4 separate regions of the Homo sapiens genome follow, and all the other regions are linked to region 4. The links are chromatin loops, found by intact Hi-C in ENCODE. Cell type or tissue: heart left ventricle. All regions are shown on one strand. Each heading gives the region's core, and the rest is flanking DNA. Links, peaks and the distances in the headings are about the cores only.

The links. Hi-C counts contacts between places; a loop is a spot of excess contacts. Peaks named below come from ENCODE experiments on the same cell type or tissue, not always from the same donor. Only the 100,000 strongest peaks of a DNase experiment are listed, where the experiment ranks them.
Region 1: a loop joins it to region 4, with 4 times the contacts of the local background. A loop is called at or near these places in 34 of 110 quality-filtered maps.
Region 2: a loop joins it to region 4, with 7 times the contacts of the local background. A loop is called at or near these places in 5 of 110 quality-filtered maps.
Region 3: it touches region 4 in a loop (2.5-fold over the local background); 32 of 110 quality-filtered maps call a loop at or near these places.

Annotation. Positions count from the first base shown.
Region 1 is chr11:46,125,817-46,129,783 of GRCh38, forward strand. LOC105376661 (a long non-coding RNA gene) reads left to right here. Exons shown (of 3, transcript XR_931252.4): 1 at 1-962. Among named protein-coding and RNA genes, the nearest start is that of PHF21A, 6.3 kb to the left of the region's middle. In heart left ventricle, for the core only: a CTCF peak has its summit at 1,495 (motif pointing right); no DNase peak of the experiment used is centred there.
Region 2 is chr11:46,364,903-46,368,869 of GRCh38, forward strand. It overlaps DGKZ (diacylglycerol kinase zeta), which reads left to right. Exons shown (of 31, transcript NM_001199267.2): 2 at 2,389-2,497; 3 at 2,750-2,845; 4 at 3,103-3,177. Among named protein-coding and RNA genes, the nearest start is that of MIR4688, 9.5 kb to the right of the region's middle. In heart left ventricle, for the core only: a CTCF peak has its summit at 2,879 (motif pointing left); DNase peaks (open chromatin) are centred at 1,489, 2,519 and 2,879.
Region 3 is chr11:46,133,130-46,137,096 of GRCh38, forward strand. It overlaps LOC105376661 (a long non-coding RNA gene), which reads left to right. Exons shown (of 3, transcript XR_931252.4): 3 at 1,251-3,967. Among named protein-coding and RNA genes, the nearest start is that of PHF21A, 14 kb to the left of the region's middle. In heart left ventricle, for the core only: no CTCF peak of the experiment used is centred there; no DNase peak of the experiment used is centred there.
Region 4 is chr11:46,313,574-46,317,540 of GRCh38, forward strand. It overlaps CREB3L1 (cAMP responsive element binding protein 3 like 1), which reads left to right. Exons shown (of 12, transcript NM_052854.4): 9 at 2,713-2,812; 10 at 3,788-3,914. Among named protein-coding and RNA genes, the nearest start is that of DGKZ, 32 kb to the right of the region's middle. In heart left ventricle, for the core only: a CTCF peak has its summit at 1,759 (motif pointing left); DNase peaks (open chromatin) are centred at 1,700 and 2,528; H3K4me3 peaks cover 76 bases; H3K27ac peaks cover 1,110 bases.

The sequences.
Region 1 (3,967 bases), core at 450-2,949, 190 kb before region 4:
CAAGATTAGAAAACTACTTACAATTTTCTTCTTGTATTTTTATGGTTTCTATTTTTTCCATTTACTTTGCTACATTTATCTTTAAAATTTTTTTTGGTGCGAGATATGAGGTAGGAATCTAAATAACTTTTGTTCAATAAAAAGTATTTAATTAGGCCGGGCGCGGTGGCTCACGCCTGTAATCCTAGCACTTGGAGGCTGAGGCGGGCAAATTGCCTGAGCTTGGGAGTTCAAGACCAGCCTGGGCAACATGGTGAAACCCCATCTCTACTAAAATACAAAAAATTAGTCGGGTGTAGCAGCAGGCACCTGTGGTCCCAACTACTCGGGAGGCTGAGGCAAGAAAATCGCTGGAACCCAGGAGGCAGAAGTTGCAGTGAGCTGAGATTGCGCCACTGCACTACAGCCTGGGCAACAGAGCGAGACTCCATCTCCAAAAAAAAAAAAAAAAAGGATTTAATTAATATTAATATTGGGGTTCTATGGGACAATGTAAAATGCCACTCAAAATAGTAAAATAGCTTCCTTCCTATTTGCACTATTAGTCTAATGCAGATACACTGTAAATATAGAAAAAAGGTAATAGGCATTACATATTATATTATTATAGAGTCCTTATATACTATAATAGAGAATGAATTTTTCTTATTTTACAGTTTTATACTAGCACAGCACATAACCACACCCATGGATATTAAGGTATTTTTGTACATGTATATGATTTTCTCTGATGTTCTGGAACTTGACAGTATTTCAAATAAAGCAATGAAACCCCCCCTGGAAAGGACTGATTGATGGCTTTCTCATCCAACCCGGCCACCCTTCCCACTTCACTCAACCACTGTCCTGTTTTCTGCTCCAGGCTGAAAAGTAACCTCATTATCTCTTAAAAGGTCAGCCCAAAGAAGATTTGAACTCTGTCTGAAAACCTGGGAGTTCTATTTCTTCACTGAGGCAGGAAGGTAAATATTAGAATTCATCAAGTCTTCTTTTTCTAATTCTTATTGGGCTGGAATAAATGAAAACCTGGCTTGTACCAACAAAGTGCTTAAGTAAGTAGAGAAGACATATCAATGTGATTTTTAAAGAATTATGACAGAAAATCCCCAGTGACTAGCAGAAGTTGAATGTACTTTCTTTCTCCCCACTGTCTCGATGGTTTCTGATCTTTTTGAAAAATCTTCACTGTAACTGTCTTGTGTGTGCATTTGTGGTAAGCCAAAATCATAATTGGAAATGGGTCAGATATAACTTGTAAATGTATATTGGTAGATAAACAGTCCACTCTAGAGAATACCTTCAATTTCATTACTTTGCCATAATCTCCAAGGTCAATTCAATCCTAAGTAATTTCAGTTGTGTGTGTGTTTAACAGCATTCACTAGACCAAGGCTCCTCAACCTCAGCACTATTGACATTTTGGGCCACGTAATTTTTTTGTTGTAGGGGGCATTGTAGGACTTTTAGCAGCATCCTTGGCCTCTAGAGGCCAGTAGCAGCTCCCCAACAGTTGTGACAACCAAAAGTATCTCCAGGCATTGCCAAATATCCGGTGTGTACAGGGTGAGGGTGGAGTCCAGTGGGAGGAGTGTAAAACTGCACTGGGGTTGGGTTCGTTGGGAGGGGATGGTTGAGAACCACAGAACTAGACTAAACGCCATGGAGAGATTCACGTGTGCATTTGTATGTGTGTGACTCTACCCTCCAAGAAGCAGATCCTGACTCCTTTTCCAGAAGTAACTGATGCAGATTGGGGGCCTGGGCTGGACCTGTTTGTTAGGAACTAAAATGGCTGCAATTAGAGCTATAGAAATGTCTGCCTTAAAGCTGCTGAACTGCTAAATGTATCACAGGGATATTCTTCCAAGACCAGGGATTTGAAAGAATTTTATCATCTTGTTATTTCCACCTTCAATGTCTAGTCTTTGATATCTATTATCAACATAAATAAATTACACTGTGGGCCTGAGCAATGGTGTTATCTAGTGTAAGGTGTTACCAGATTTGGAGGCTGAGAAACTGCGAGTGAGTCTGGGTTCTGCAAATATCCAACTAAACACTTTATCTTTCTGGACCTATTTCCTCCCCCAAAATGGGGAAAATAATAATACTTAATCGACTGGATTGTTTTGTTTTTGTTTTTTTGACACGGAGTTTCGCTCTTGTTGCCCAGGTTGGAGTACAATGGCGCAATCTCGGCTCACTGCAACCTCTTCCACCCAGGCTCAAGCGATTCTCCTGCCTCAGACTCCCTAGTAGCTGAGATTACAGCCGCCCGCCACCATGCCTGGCTAATTTTTTGTGTTTTTAGTAGAGACAGGGTTTCACCATGTTGGCCAGGCTGGTCTGGAACTCCTGACCTTAGGTGATCCGCCCACCTCGGCCTCCCAAAGTGCTGGGATTACAGGTGTGAGCCACTGCACTCGGCCTCACTGGATTGTTTGGAGGGTCCAAGCAGTTAACGGGAAGTTAGCAGGGCTTATTCTTGAGGAATTAGTAAAACTGGAATCAAACAGTCCCGGGTTGACCTTGGACAAATGATGCGCTATTGTAAGCGGCAGTTTCCTTATGTGCAAAATGCAGAAATAATCATATTACTTTATAGAGTTGTTATGGAGGTTAAATGAGATAATGTGTGTCATACGTGCTTGATAAATATTACTTTGGTTCCTTGGTAATTTGTATCACATTGCACAATTACGTATTTTATTTTTATTGTTTCTTTTCTGTGAGCATTGAAACCTGGAAACCTGAAAAACTAATTAGTATACCCATATGAGTGAAACCCTGTTTGAAATATATTACATCCCAAATTCCAACCAAGTGAAAGCAGCTTTAAACTGTAGTATATAAAACCTTCTGTCTTCCAAGTGAAATCAGTTAGGGCACACGTTTCTTACAATAACATAAGGTTCTCCCCTCATTGAAATAATGTTCTAATAAGTTTTTTACAACCTCTGTATTACATAAAGCACATGGGGTCAGACGTAGCATGCCCAGCTAGCAGTTTGTCCAGTCATAAACATTTAAATATGACTAGGTGTTATCCCAAAATTCACCTTTCCGCAAAGCACTGGCAAATTGCATTGCAGTCCTAAAACTGAGTGCAGGTGGTGAGATACTCAGGGATCTGACAGTATCTTTTACATAAACTCTTTAATTGAAGTATAACATTCATAAAGAGAAGTGAACAAATCACAAGTACATTTTCGTAAATTTTCACAAAGTTAACACACCTATACAGAGGTGTTCTCGAAGGTTAGAGAATTCTGTAATAAACGTGTTTTATCATTGGGGCGCGGGGATAGAAAGGGGCATCACGAATCTGAAAGAACACAGTGGAGATTTCCCAGACAAGATAGTAATTGCCTTTGATATGCAAATGTGATTTTGAATTATCAAATGGAGATATTGCAAAATGATAAATTGGAATCAGATTGCCAATGCAAAAGTTATATCACCATTTGCCACTTGATGTATGATCTTGGACAATTTACTTCAAGTGCCTCAGTCTTCTCATTTGTTAAATGGGGAGAATAATAGGACTGTTGTTTGGATTAAGCAAAATAACATGTGTAAAGGTTTGGGTGAGTCTGGCACGTAAGCTCTCAATAGAAGTAAATCATTTTCCATATAGTATGATGCCCCAAGGGATGAGAGAAAAGAAGTTATGGACATCTCAAGAATTATTTTAGGGGAAAAAAAAAAAGGAAATTTTGCACAGCAAGGGAGCTGCATCAGAATAGCTAAGGGATGCTGCCACAGAGCCCCAGGACTCACACCAGCAAGGAGGGTATGTCTGTGGGAAAGCCTACAGAATGAGAGAAAGCAGGGTATCTGGGGGCAGCAGGCAGGGTGATGAACCAAAAAGCTGTGAAGATAGCTCGGTTCTGAACAGAAAGCCACAGGAGTATGCCTAGCATCCAAACAGGACATGACCTGATTTTTTTTTTTAGAGACCAGAGTA
Region 2 (3,967 bases), core at 1,415-3,914, 52 kb after region 4:
GTTAGGATGCATCCCCCACCAGTCTCTCCCCAGGACCAGGGCCCAGGAGATCACCTGCTGTGGGGCACAGGTGGCCTCAGGTACCTGGAGGCATCGCCAGCCTGATCCATGCCAGGCAGGCTGCCCTTCCCCCACTGTTAGGAGAGGTAGGGCACAGGAGCTCGATGCTGGCTGTGAAGAAGGGTAGGCAGGGCTGAGGTGAGCTGGCAGAGGGAGCAAAGCATGAGTTCAGGATGGGTCCATGGAGGCCAGGTCCAGGTGGGAGCTAGGATGATGCCCACAGCTCCTGCCTGCCTGCAGGAGGGAGCTCTGGGCTGTGCAGCGTTTGGAATTGTGAGTATGGGGGCTTCCAGCATCAGGGCCGCAGAAGAATGTGCAGTCACAGGCTCCATCAGGAGCAGAGTCAGAAGGGTTTCCCGGCATCACCCAGCTTCACCCTGGGGTATCCGTACTTTGTCCCTTCAGAAAGGTGAGACAGAGCAGTCGAGCACCAGAAAGTTCTTACCATCAGCACTTCAGACATACAGGCACGCACACACCCAGAATCCAGAAGGCTTTGCTTTTGGCCCAAGCCTATTGTCACGGCCCCCTGGGTGTGAAGGGAGACTGAGCAGCCTCTCTCCCAGGAGAGCCAGACAGTGACTCTCCAGTTCCCTGAGACCTGGTCTCCCCTGAGCTACACATTAGACCCTCTCTATTTCCAGGAGTCACCTTCAGCCTGACCCCAAGGCTATGGGCTGAGAGACTCTGGGGGTCCTGTCAGGATTAAGTTCCTTTGCAGAGAGCCTCATTTTGTTATAGCTTGGTTTGCTCCATGTCCCATGAGGGGACACCTAACCTGCCCCCACCATGTTGGTGGCAAAACAAAGGCCCAGCAAGTGGGAAGCCCTGCCCTGGGCCCCACCGTCCATCCAGGCAGACCGACTCCCCATTTTCTTTTTGTTTTCTTTTCCATCAGCTTCCGGCAGGGCAGGTGGAGGCCTTTAGGCCCAGAGCTCTGTAGATTCTGGTGCCTGGATGGGGGAAGAAGGGGTAGCCTGAAGCACCCACCTCCCTGGGACTCCAGGGCTCCCTAGGGTGCAATGGGGGAGAGCATCAGTGCCCCAACAGCTGTAAACGTGGGCTCCCCTGAGCACCCCTGGGATCCTCACATGGAGGTCAGAGGCTGCAGTGACCCCTCCCTCCCTCAGGGGTTGCTTCCCTTCTCATGGGGCAGAGGCTGTGAATGGGCTCCTGGTTGCTTCCCTTCTCATGGGGCAGAGGCTGTGAATGGGCTCCCGGACACAGGACAGACCGTGGCCTGATCCAGCTCCTGATGCTCCCGGTCTCTGTGCCCAACAGCCAACCGCCTGCCATGGAGACTTTCTTTAGGAGACATTTCCGGGGGAAGGTGCCAGGCCCTGGAGAGGGGCAGCAGCGGCCCAGCAGCGTGGGGCTGCCCACAGGCAAGGCCCGGCGTCGCTCCCCCGCTGGGCAGGCCTCCTCCTCACTGGCACAGCGGCGCCGCTCCAGCGCCCAGCTCCAGGGCTGCCTCCTGAGTTGCGGGGTGAGGGCCCAGGGTTCCAGCCGCCGGCGCTCCAGCACTGTGCCCCCTTCCTGCAACCCCCGCTTCATCGTGGATAAGGTGCTCACTCCACAGCCTACCACCGTGGGGGCCCAGCTTCTGGGTGCACCCCTGCTGTTGACCGGGCTTGTGGGCATGAATGAGGAGGAGGGTGTCCAGGAGGATGTGGTAGCCGAGGCATCGAGCGCCATCCAGCCAGGCACCAAGACACCAGGGCCACCCCCACCTCGGGGCGCCCAGCCGCTGTTGCCCCTACCCCGCTACCTGCGCCGAGCCTCCTCCCACCTGCTCCCCGCGGATGCCGTATATGACCACGCTCTCTGGGGCCTGCACGGCTACTATCGGCGCCTCAGCCAGCGGCGGCCCTCAGGCCAGCACCCTGGCCCTGGGGGCCGAAGAGCCTCAGGCACCACCGCCGGCACCATGCTGCCCACCCGTGTGCGCCCACTGTCCCGCAGGCGCCAGGTAGCCCTACGGCGCAAGGCGGCCGGACCCCAGGCCTGGAGCGCCCTGCTCGCGTAGGTATAGCTGTGGCCAGCAGGGCGAGTGGTGTGACCTCCTGTGGGTCTGGCCTGGGCATGGGCCTTGAAGCTCTGCCTGGCTGAGGGTTCCCCACTTGGGAACACTCTGGGCAGTACCCTGAAGCCAGCGTACCCCAAAAGGCCATGTCTCTTGCAGGGAGCCTCTTAGTGTCTGGGGCTGCTGGGAGGCTCCTCCGCCCTCCCTGTTGCCGAGGTCACGGAAAGGGCAGAGGCCCCAGGAGGTGGGAGGAAGTAGGGTCAGCAAGTGCTCAGCCCCCTCCTCAGCTGTCTTCTCCTCTCTAGGAAAGCCATCACCAAGTCGGGCCTCCAGCACCTGGCCCCCCCTCCGCCCACCCCTGGGGCCCCGTGCAGCGAGTCAGAGCGGCAGATCCGGAGTACAGTGGACTGGAGCGTGAGTGCCTGAACACCCCTGGGTCCCAGACCCTCTGGGCTCTTGGCCAAGGCGCAGCTGGCGGGTGGAGGCACTAAAGGCAGCTGGGAGAGCCAAGCCTGGAAGGGTTGGGACAGTGGGGCAGACGGAACAGAGCAGGGTCGATCGGGGCGCTGGAGTGGGTTTGTCTTGGGAGAGGGCGGGTGGGCGGGGGCTGATGGGAGGGAGGGCTGGGCGGCCAGCGTGTGCTGAGCAAGCCCATCCCGTGGCTAGGAGTCAGCGACATATGGGGAGCACATCTGGTTCGAGACCAACGTGTCCGGGGACTTCTGCTACGTTGGGGAGCAGTACTGTGTAGCCAGGATGCTGGTGAGTGCTCGTAGGGGCACGCCGCCCCCTGCTGGTGGAGCCAGTAGCCGCAGCCCTTCCGGGAACGTGGGATTGAGCCCGCTCCCTGGCACCCCTGCTGTGGGCCGCCCCAGGATGGTGAGGGGTGCAGGGGCTTTGTCCGGATGCCAGGACTGGGGCTTCCCAGTGCACACAAAGGGCAGCTGTGCTGGGGCAGGCAGCCTCCGAGATAGACTTACCTGGTGCCTCAGGGGCCCTCTCTTCCTGTCCTGCAGCAGAAGTCAGTGTCTCGAAGAAAGTGCGCAGCCTGCAAGATTGTGGTGCACACGCCCTGCATCGAGCAGCTGGAGAAGGTGGGTGGGTAGCTCAGCTTTGCCCGCCCCTGCCCTTTGGGTGCTGAGGCCCTTTCAGCGCGCACTCACACCCACATGTTATACAAACGGCCTGCCAGGAGTGACCCAGCACTCGGGGGTGAAGAGTCAAGGACCCTGGAGCCAAATGCCTGCGTTCGAATCCTGGCTCCTCACTGATTAGCTGCTGTATCCCCACTGCCTGGAACAAACCTGGCGCCTAGTGGGTTCGTTGAATATCACTCAATGGAATGAATTGACGAATGGTGGCCCTTGTACCATTTCACCATGTCCAAACTAGTGCTTAGAAGAGGCCATTGATTTGCTGAAGCTTCATAACTCAGCTGTGGCTACACCCTGCCTCTGTGGAGACCTTTCCCCAAGGGCCATTGTCCACTGTGCATTTGCAGCTGGGGGCATGTCTGGGCACTGTGCTTCTAGAGGTGGAGGCAGCACTGGGCAGACGGGTCAAGGCCAGGGGCAGAAGGGTTCGCATGGAGGGGCAGCGCTTCCCAGCCTGCAGAAACCCAGGCCATCATACGGGAGAGACTGTAAGACTAGGAGTGGTTCAGGCAGGCTCACACAGGCTGCTTTCCCCAGCCTCTGAATTGTAAAGTGAGGCTTCCTTATACCTCTAATAAGGCTGAAGTAGGGACAGTTATGAGAAGGGAAATAGAAATGCAGCCCCAAGCACTGTACACTCATCATTTAAGGTGGAAATCGACCTAGGGTTCCACAAATTAGCTAAAGGTCTCCAGGGGCCAGGCAGTGCAAGTCTGCGTGTGAGGACCAG
Region 3 (3,967 bases), core at 657-3,156, 180 kb before region 4:
TTCTCATGACGGCTTATTGTTAATTATTAATGGTAAAAATAACAACTGCCATTTACTAAGCATTCTGGGCCAGATGTTTTGTACATATTTAAAATTTTATAGATAAGAAAACTGAGGCACCGAGGGGTTAAGTAAATTGCCTAAGGTCACATAAATAGTACATGGCAAAACTGGGATGCCTGCCCACAGCTACTTAGATTCAGCTTCTGCTTTCTAATGGGAATTCCCATGAGCCACAAGGAAGGAAGTGTGGGGTAGCACTACGTTGAGATGAACCAGGCAAGGCCTTGAGGAGAATGGATGGATCCTGAGACAAAGGTCTCCAAAGAAGAGCAACTCATTTTCTCTTTGGCAAAAAAAGAAGTCAGTCTTCATCCTATATAACAAGATGTGTGGTATGATGGAAAATGTGAGTTTTGGAGTTGGAAAGGCCTGGGTTAGAATCTTCACTAAGTTTGATCAGGCTCGGTGGCTCATGTCTATAATCCCAGCACTTTGGGAGGCCGAGGCGGGCAGATCACTTAAGGTCAGGAGTTTGAGACCAGCCTGGCCAACATGGTGAAACCCCACTCTACTAAAAATACAAAAAAAGTAGCTGGGCATGGTCGTGGATGCCTGTAATCCCAGCTACTTGGGAGGCTGAGGCGGGAGAATTGCTTGAACATGGGAGGTGGAGGTTGCAGTGAGCCAAGATCATGCCAGTGCACTCCAGCCTGGGCAACAGAGCGAGACTCCATCTCAAAAAATAAAAATAAAAAAAAAGAATCTTCACTAAGTTACTACTTAGTTGAGGGGCCTTGGACAGGTGACTTATCCACTCTTAGCCTCATATGTCTTATCTAGGAAATAGGATGGGATAGGATGTGAAATGAGAATAGGATAATAATATTGGCAGAGCTATTTTGGTGGGTAGAAATAATTCGTGCAAAGTGTCTTGAAGGCACATGAAGGCATACAGTACATGGCAGGCAAAATATCAAATCCTTCTGTAAGTGCTTTCCTAAAGTATGTTGTTAATAGGCATTAGGTAATAAAAAGAGAAAGGATGAAAGAAGTTTTAAGGGCGGGGATAGTTTGGCAGTCAAGTAAATCTGGGAGATACTGCTAAGCAAAGTTAAACTCCTTTACTGCAGGGCTTCTCAGAGCCTTTAAATTGCAAAGATGCAATAGGAATCTCCAAGAGGAAGCTTTTTCTCAATTTATTTTGAGTCTCAATTTATTTTGACCCATTTTAATGGTGTCTCTTACAGGACTGGCGTTTCTGGGGGCACGTGTCAGGAAGCACTGATCTGGTGACTTTTGGAGGAAAAAGCTGGCTTATTCGGGTCCAGTCATCATGGTCCATTTACTGTTTTGTAGTACCTCCAGAATTGTCTCTCTTTTCTATCTATTTCTCCCAAAAATAGGATTTCTCCTCTTTACAAATGTCACAGAAGGAAGCTCTAAAGAGTGATTTCCAGCATCCATACAAGTGAAAAGTTCAGCTCCCAAGAGGAGCAGACAACGTCCGCAAAGCAAACCAAGCAAGACCCATGGGGCCAAGGCATTAAGTGGTTTCTCAGGGTGGTGGAATGTGGCTGCTTCCCTGCTTCTCCCAGAGAAGCTTTAAATGTGTAGGTAACTTCCCAGACCACCAGAAGGCACCAACATGGGAAAAACAGATCCAGTCACTGGCCCAGAGAGTCAGAAATCAGCCCATCCAGGTGACCCCGCTTAGGCTCCTGTTCATGCACTTGTCAAAGGCCAGCCCAGCCCAAGGAGGGGGAAAGAATTAGACAGAGGATCAGCTTTTTATTTTCATGTACAAAGCACTTGCCCTCGGGTTATAAATGTTATTGCATTTGTGTAGCACTTTACTGCTGCCCTCAGCTTGCAAGCATCACAGGATCCCAGTGGCAGTACTTTCTTAACCCTTGATCAATAGCTTATTTCTATCGCCTTCAGTCCCAGCTGCCAATCCGTTCTGTAAAATGTGGGAGGCAGACTTCGCTGCTCTCCAGCTGTACATGTTATGAATGTAAACGGTGCAAGTAACATATGTATTATACGTATGTGTGTGTGTGTACTGAGTGGGGGACATGAGATTTTTGAACAAGGAGTAACAAAAATGGGACCCTTGTTCTGGGAGACTCCCATACAGCTGGGAGTTTTCTTTCTAGTTTCTCCTTTTCTCTCTTTCTCTCTCTCTGAAACGATGTGCTTGGTATTCTGTCATGTGGCAGGAGAAATTCTCTCTTAAGTTTCTGTGTTTTTATTTGATATATATTTGGGGGAAGGGGTGAAAAGTGGACAGAAAGATCTAAGTTCCAAGAAAGAAAGGGTCATGTCCATCTTATTTATCACCCCTGTAGTCCCAGCACCTACACTGAGCCTAGCACAGAACAGGTGCTCAGGAAGTATTTGTTGACTAAATGAATGAATTCAGGAATGGGAGGATAAGAGGGCCCCAGAGCAATCCTCTGGAGCTGCCTGAGCAAAGAGGCAAAGGCCTTGTCTTGCTGGCAGCAAGGGGGACCACAAAAGGTTTAATGGGCATCTACTTTATTTATTTTATTTTTATTTTTTGAGATGGAGTCTTGCTCTGTCTCCAGGCTGGAGTGCAGTGGCGTGATTTCGGCTCACTGCAACCTCCACCTCCTGGTTTCAAGCGATTCTCCTGCCTCAGCCTCCTTAGTAGCTGAGATTACAAGCACGCACCACCACGCCCAGCTAATTTTTGTACTTTTAGTAGAGACGGGGTTTCACCACGTTGGCCAGGCTGGTCTCAATCTCCCCACCTCGTGATCCGACCACCTCGGCCTCCCAAAGTGCTGGGATTACAGGAGTGAGCCACTGCTCCCGGCCAGCATTCTACTTTATTTAAGGCTCACTCTAGGCACCTTGGGAACCACAGAGAAATGAGATCATAAGCATAACCAGCTACTACTGTTCCAGTTTACCAGGGAGCAGAGTCAGCCAAGAAACCACTTGGGGACAAATTCCTCATCTCACCTTCTTTCCCTCACCTCTGAAGCTAGTTTTAAGACAAACGCACCCTAGGAGACACTTTGAAGGATGAAGGAGGATCCCAAAGCTCCGTGACATCCTCCAGCTCCAGGAAGATGACTCCATCTCGCGGTAAGGCAGCCGGGACTGCCCTTGTCTGAACCTATGTCCTTGAGGCTCAGCCAAACCTCTCCTTCTGTGGCAGAGGGATGTTTAGGTGACATTCTTCTCCCTGCCACTCAGCATCTTTTAAACAATCTTCCTCCACCTTGGGAGAATATGCATGAACTCACTGCAGTCTGGGACCACGGAAGCTGAAAATTGTCTTTCTCCCTGGGAGGGGAATTGGTCACAAAGGGAAAAACCGACCTCCCCTGAAAAATAAGAATCTGGGGCCAGGCGCGGTGGCTCACACCTGTAATCCCAGCACTTTGGGAGGCCGAGGCGGGCGGATCACCTGAGGTCAGGAGTTCAGGACTAGCTTAGCCAACATGGTGAAACCCCATCTCTACTAAAAATACAAACTTAGCCAGGCATGGTGGCACATGCCTGTAATCCCAGCTACTCAGGAGGCTGAGGCAGGAGAATCGCTTGAACTCAGGAGGCAGAGGTTTCAGTGAGCCGAAATCGCACCACTGCATTCCAGCCTGGGCAACAGAACAAGACTTCGTCTCCATAAAAAAAGAATCTGGGATGACTGCAGGTTCTTTCAGGCAAAGTTCTTTTGCTTGCCATGGTAGAAATCCACGTCAAGTGGAATTAGTGAAGGAGGGACCTCGTTGGAAGTATATCAGGTACGTTGCAGGGCAGGGGCAGTTGGCTCAGAAGGACCGGGTACCAAACCCTGGAAGATGGACTCCCCAGGAATCCTCAGAAGCAGCAACACCCCACGTTTGGCTGCTGTCAGCTGCACTTAAGTTTCCTCAGCCTGCTCGCCCCAGCCTCGGGGGCCTGTGGTGGGAGGGGAGGAGGTTGGCACAGC
Region 4 (3,967 bases), core at 536-3,035:
TACTCGGGAGGCTGAGGGAGAAGAATCACTTGAATCCGAGAGGCGGCAGTTGCAGTGAGCTGACACTGTGCCACTGCACTCCAGCCTGGGCCAGACTCTGTCTCAAAAAAAAAAATGCAGAATTTCAGAACTCTCTCCAGACTTACTGAGCTAAAAACTGCACATTCACAAGGTCCTTGGGTGATTCACATGTACTATGAAGTTTGAGAAACAGGAGTATAGAGACAGCAGGACAGTGCCTGGCAGGTAGCAGCCACGTCAAGTCACAGCTCTGGGTTCTTACGCTGCTCTGCCATTTTTGTGACTCTGGAGAAATCGTTAAATATCTCTGGGCCCCTGTTTCTTCGTCTAAATGGGGATGATAGAAACATTATCTCATAGGGCCAGGCACAGTGGCTTACGCCTGTAATCCCAGCATTTTGGGAGGCGGAGGCGGGCAAATCACTTGAGGCCAAGAGTTCGAGACCAGCCTGGCCAACATGGTGAAACCCCCATCTCTACTAAAAATACAAAAATTAGCCGGATGTGGTGGTGCATGCCTGTAATCCCAGCTACTCAGGAGGTTGAGGGAAAAGAATCACTGGAACCCGGGAGGCAGAGGTTACAGTGAGCTGAGATGGTGCCACCGTACTCCAGCCTGGGTGGCAGAGTGAGACTCTGTCTCAAAAAAAAAAAAAAAGAAAGAAAAGAAACATTATCTCATAGGATGGATGTGAGGGTATTAATAAGATCCTGCGAATAAAGGATCCAGCCTGATGCTTGGCATTTAGAAATGTGCAATTCATGTTAGCTTTTATTCTTCTTTCATTATTTTTATTTATTTATTTTCTTGAGATAGGGTCTCACTCTGTTGCCCATGCTGGAGCGTAGTGGGGTGATCATAGCTCACTGCAGCCTCAAACTCCTGATTCTCCCCCCTCAACCTCCTAAGTAGCTAGGACCACAGGCGCACACCACCACCCCTGGCTAATTTTAAGTATTTTGTAGAGACGTGGTCTTGCTGTGTTGCCCAGGCTGGTCTCCAGCTCCTGGACTCAAGCATACCTCCTGCTTTGGCTCCCAAAGTGCTGGGATTATAGGTGTGATCCACTGCACCTGGCCTTCTTTCATTATTTTTACTTTTTTATTTTTATTTACTTTTTTTTTTTTTTTGAGACACAGTCTTGCTCTGTCGCCCAGGCTGGAGTGCAGTGGCACAATCTCGGCTCACTGCAACCTCCGCCTCTTGGGTTCAAGCAATTCTCATGCCTCAGCCTCCCAAATAGCTGGGATTACAGACGTGTACCACCACACCCGGCTAATTTTTGTATTTTTAGTAGAGACAGGGTTTCACTATGTTGGCCAGGCTGGTCTTGAACTCTTGACTTCATGTAATCCTCCTGCCTCAGCCTCCCACAAGTGCTGAAATTACAGGCGTGAGCCACCACACCCCACCATTATTTTCATTCCAAATTCCTGATAGTGCCCAGCCATGAGCCTGTGGTAGGTCTTTAATAATTATTTGCTGGGATTAATTACAATAACCTAGACAACAGCCTTGGTATGCAGCAGGTGCTCAACACAAGACTTTTTCCTTCTTTCCTTCCTTCTCCCCCAGCTTCTCCAGCGGGATCCAGCCACTCCTCTGTTCCCTGATTGGCCTGGAGAATCCCACCTGACCCCCCACCCCACCCCTCTGTCTCTGGCTGGGGTTCCTTTCTGGCCCAAAGTAGGTCCAAGCCCTTGTAGTTATTTCGCCACCTGCTGTACATTGTGGGAACTGCAACCCCTACGTGCCCGTTTGGGTGGAGAGAGATTAAACATTTGCCCACCAAGCCTGTGCTGAACGCATTCTGTATGCACCCAGAAGATTCCACGCTGAGTGGGACCCGGTCCTCACCCTCAGGGAGGCCACAGTTAATAAAGGAGACTGATGTGGAGATATATAAATAAACGAAGTGCCGTGATAAAAGCAAACACAGCAATAAAGCAAAAATGGCTGGGCACGGTGGCCCATGCCTGTAATCCCAACACTTTGGGAGGCCGAAGCGGGTGGATCACCTGAGGTCAGGAGTTCCAGACAAGCCTGGCAAAACCCCGTCTCTACTAAAAATACAAAAATTAGCCGGCATGGTGGCGCACGCCTGTAGTCTCAGCTAGTCAGGAGGCTAAGGCAGGAGAATCACTTGAACCTCGGAGGCGGAGGTTGCAGTGAGTCGCAAACGCACCACTGCACTCCAGCCTGGGTGAAAGAGCGAGACTCTGTCTCAAAACAAAACAAAACAAAAAACCTAACAAAAACAATAGCTACCATTTACTAGACACTCACTACATACCAGGCACTGTGCCAAACAGCTCCTTCTTATCAGCTCAGGGTGCTGGGGGTGCCAGGGAGGGAAGGTCAGTGAAACTGTGGCAGGTGTCGGTTAAGCAAAAGAAGGCTGGCATCTGTGCAGCTGGGGGCAGGCCTTCCCTCCTCCAACCCCCTTGGCCAGGAGCATCACAGGGCAGGCCTGAGCTTCCACAAGGTGACCCAGCCAGTCACCATGAGGCAGGCCCCAGGCGCCAGGCCACTCTGCAGAGGAGCCACGCAGGAGGTGACCTTTCCTATCTTGACTGAAACGGGCACCTGGCGTGGAGGCCAAGTCTGGAGCCAGCCCCCTAGGAGAGCTCCAGGAGGCAGAGATGCCTGCGGGGTCAAAGCCTGCCAGCTGACTGCTGTGCCCTCCTCAGGACCCTGCTCCAGCAGCTGCAGAAACTCCAGACTCTGGTCACCAACAAGATCTCCAGACCTTACAAGATGGCCGCCACCCAGACTGGGACCTGCCTCATGGTAGGTGTGGCTCCCTCCACCACAGACCCACAGGAGGAGAGTTCTTCCCAAGGCTGGCTTTTTCCAGGGTTGGGCAGAGCTTTAAGGATCGGTAACATCGTGGGCAGCGTCCCAGGGTACACCATCCTGGCGCCTGGTGGGCTGGTTCTAGCAGACTCCAGACTCCTTCTCCAAGCCCATGGTGCCTTCTGCCTCACACCGGTCCCCGACTGGTTAACACAGTGTAGATGTGTAGGTGACTCCAGTGGCCCCAGCTAGGGGACAGCTGGGCAGGTTCCTTGAGGAGGCGGCTTCCACAGGCCTTGTGCAGGGAAGGGCTTGGGGAGACTCAGGGAAGAACGGACATGGTTCTTTCTGGAACAGATGGCAGTGAAAAGGCTGAGGAAACCCCTGGAAACCCGGAAGGCTCCCAGGGCGTGTTTCAGACCTCTTCCAGTCCCTCTTCTATCTTCTTCTGGAAATGGCCAGTCTCTTGCCGCCTGGCTCAGCATGCCCCGGCCCTCCGAGACCCTCGAGCTGTCAGGCAGCAGAACCAGGCTATGGGCAGGGGTAGTGTGGGCTCCGTGGCTCTCAGCACCTCCCGCTAGCCAGGCTCCTCAGAATCCTGCTGAGAACGTGATGTGGCGGTGTGTCCCCCTCCCTCGTCCCAGCCCCAAGCCCCACCTGCACCTATTCCTTCCTTTCCTGATTCCTCTACCCCGTAAGGGGACTCCACATTGGCCACTTCCCTCTTACTTCTAGCACTGCCTGTGGCGACCCCCCTACAATGGGCTGGGATGGCCTGGGCTGTCCCTGCCTTCCCCAGAGAGGATAGGAGACCCCACATGTAGGAGGGAGTGGTCGACTGGAGCAGCTGCTTCCTTGGGAAAACGCTAAGACTTTTGTGCCTGTTGGTTTGGGAGAGGAGGAGTGGGGTGGTCAGGGCCGTGGCCCCTCCTTACCCCAGATCTGATGCCACTCTCTCTTTGCTACCAGGTGGCAGCCTTGTGCTTTGTTCTGGTGCTGGGCTCCCTCGTGCCCTGCCTTCCCGAGTTCTCCTCCGGCTCCCAGACTGTGAAGGAAGACCCCCTGGCCGCAGACGGCGTCTACACGGCCAGCCAGAGTGAGTGCCCGCCTGTCATGCCAGCTCCCTGGGCTGAGGCTGCCCTGCCCCAG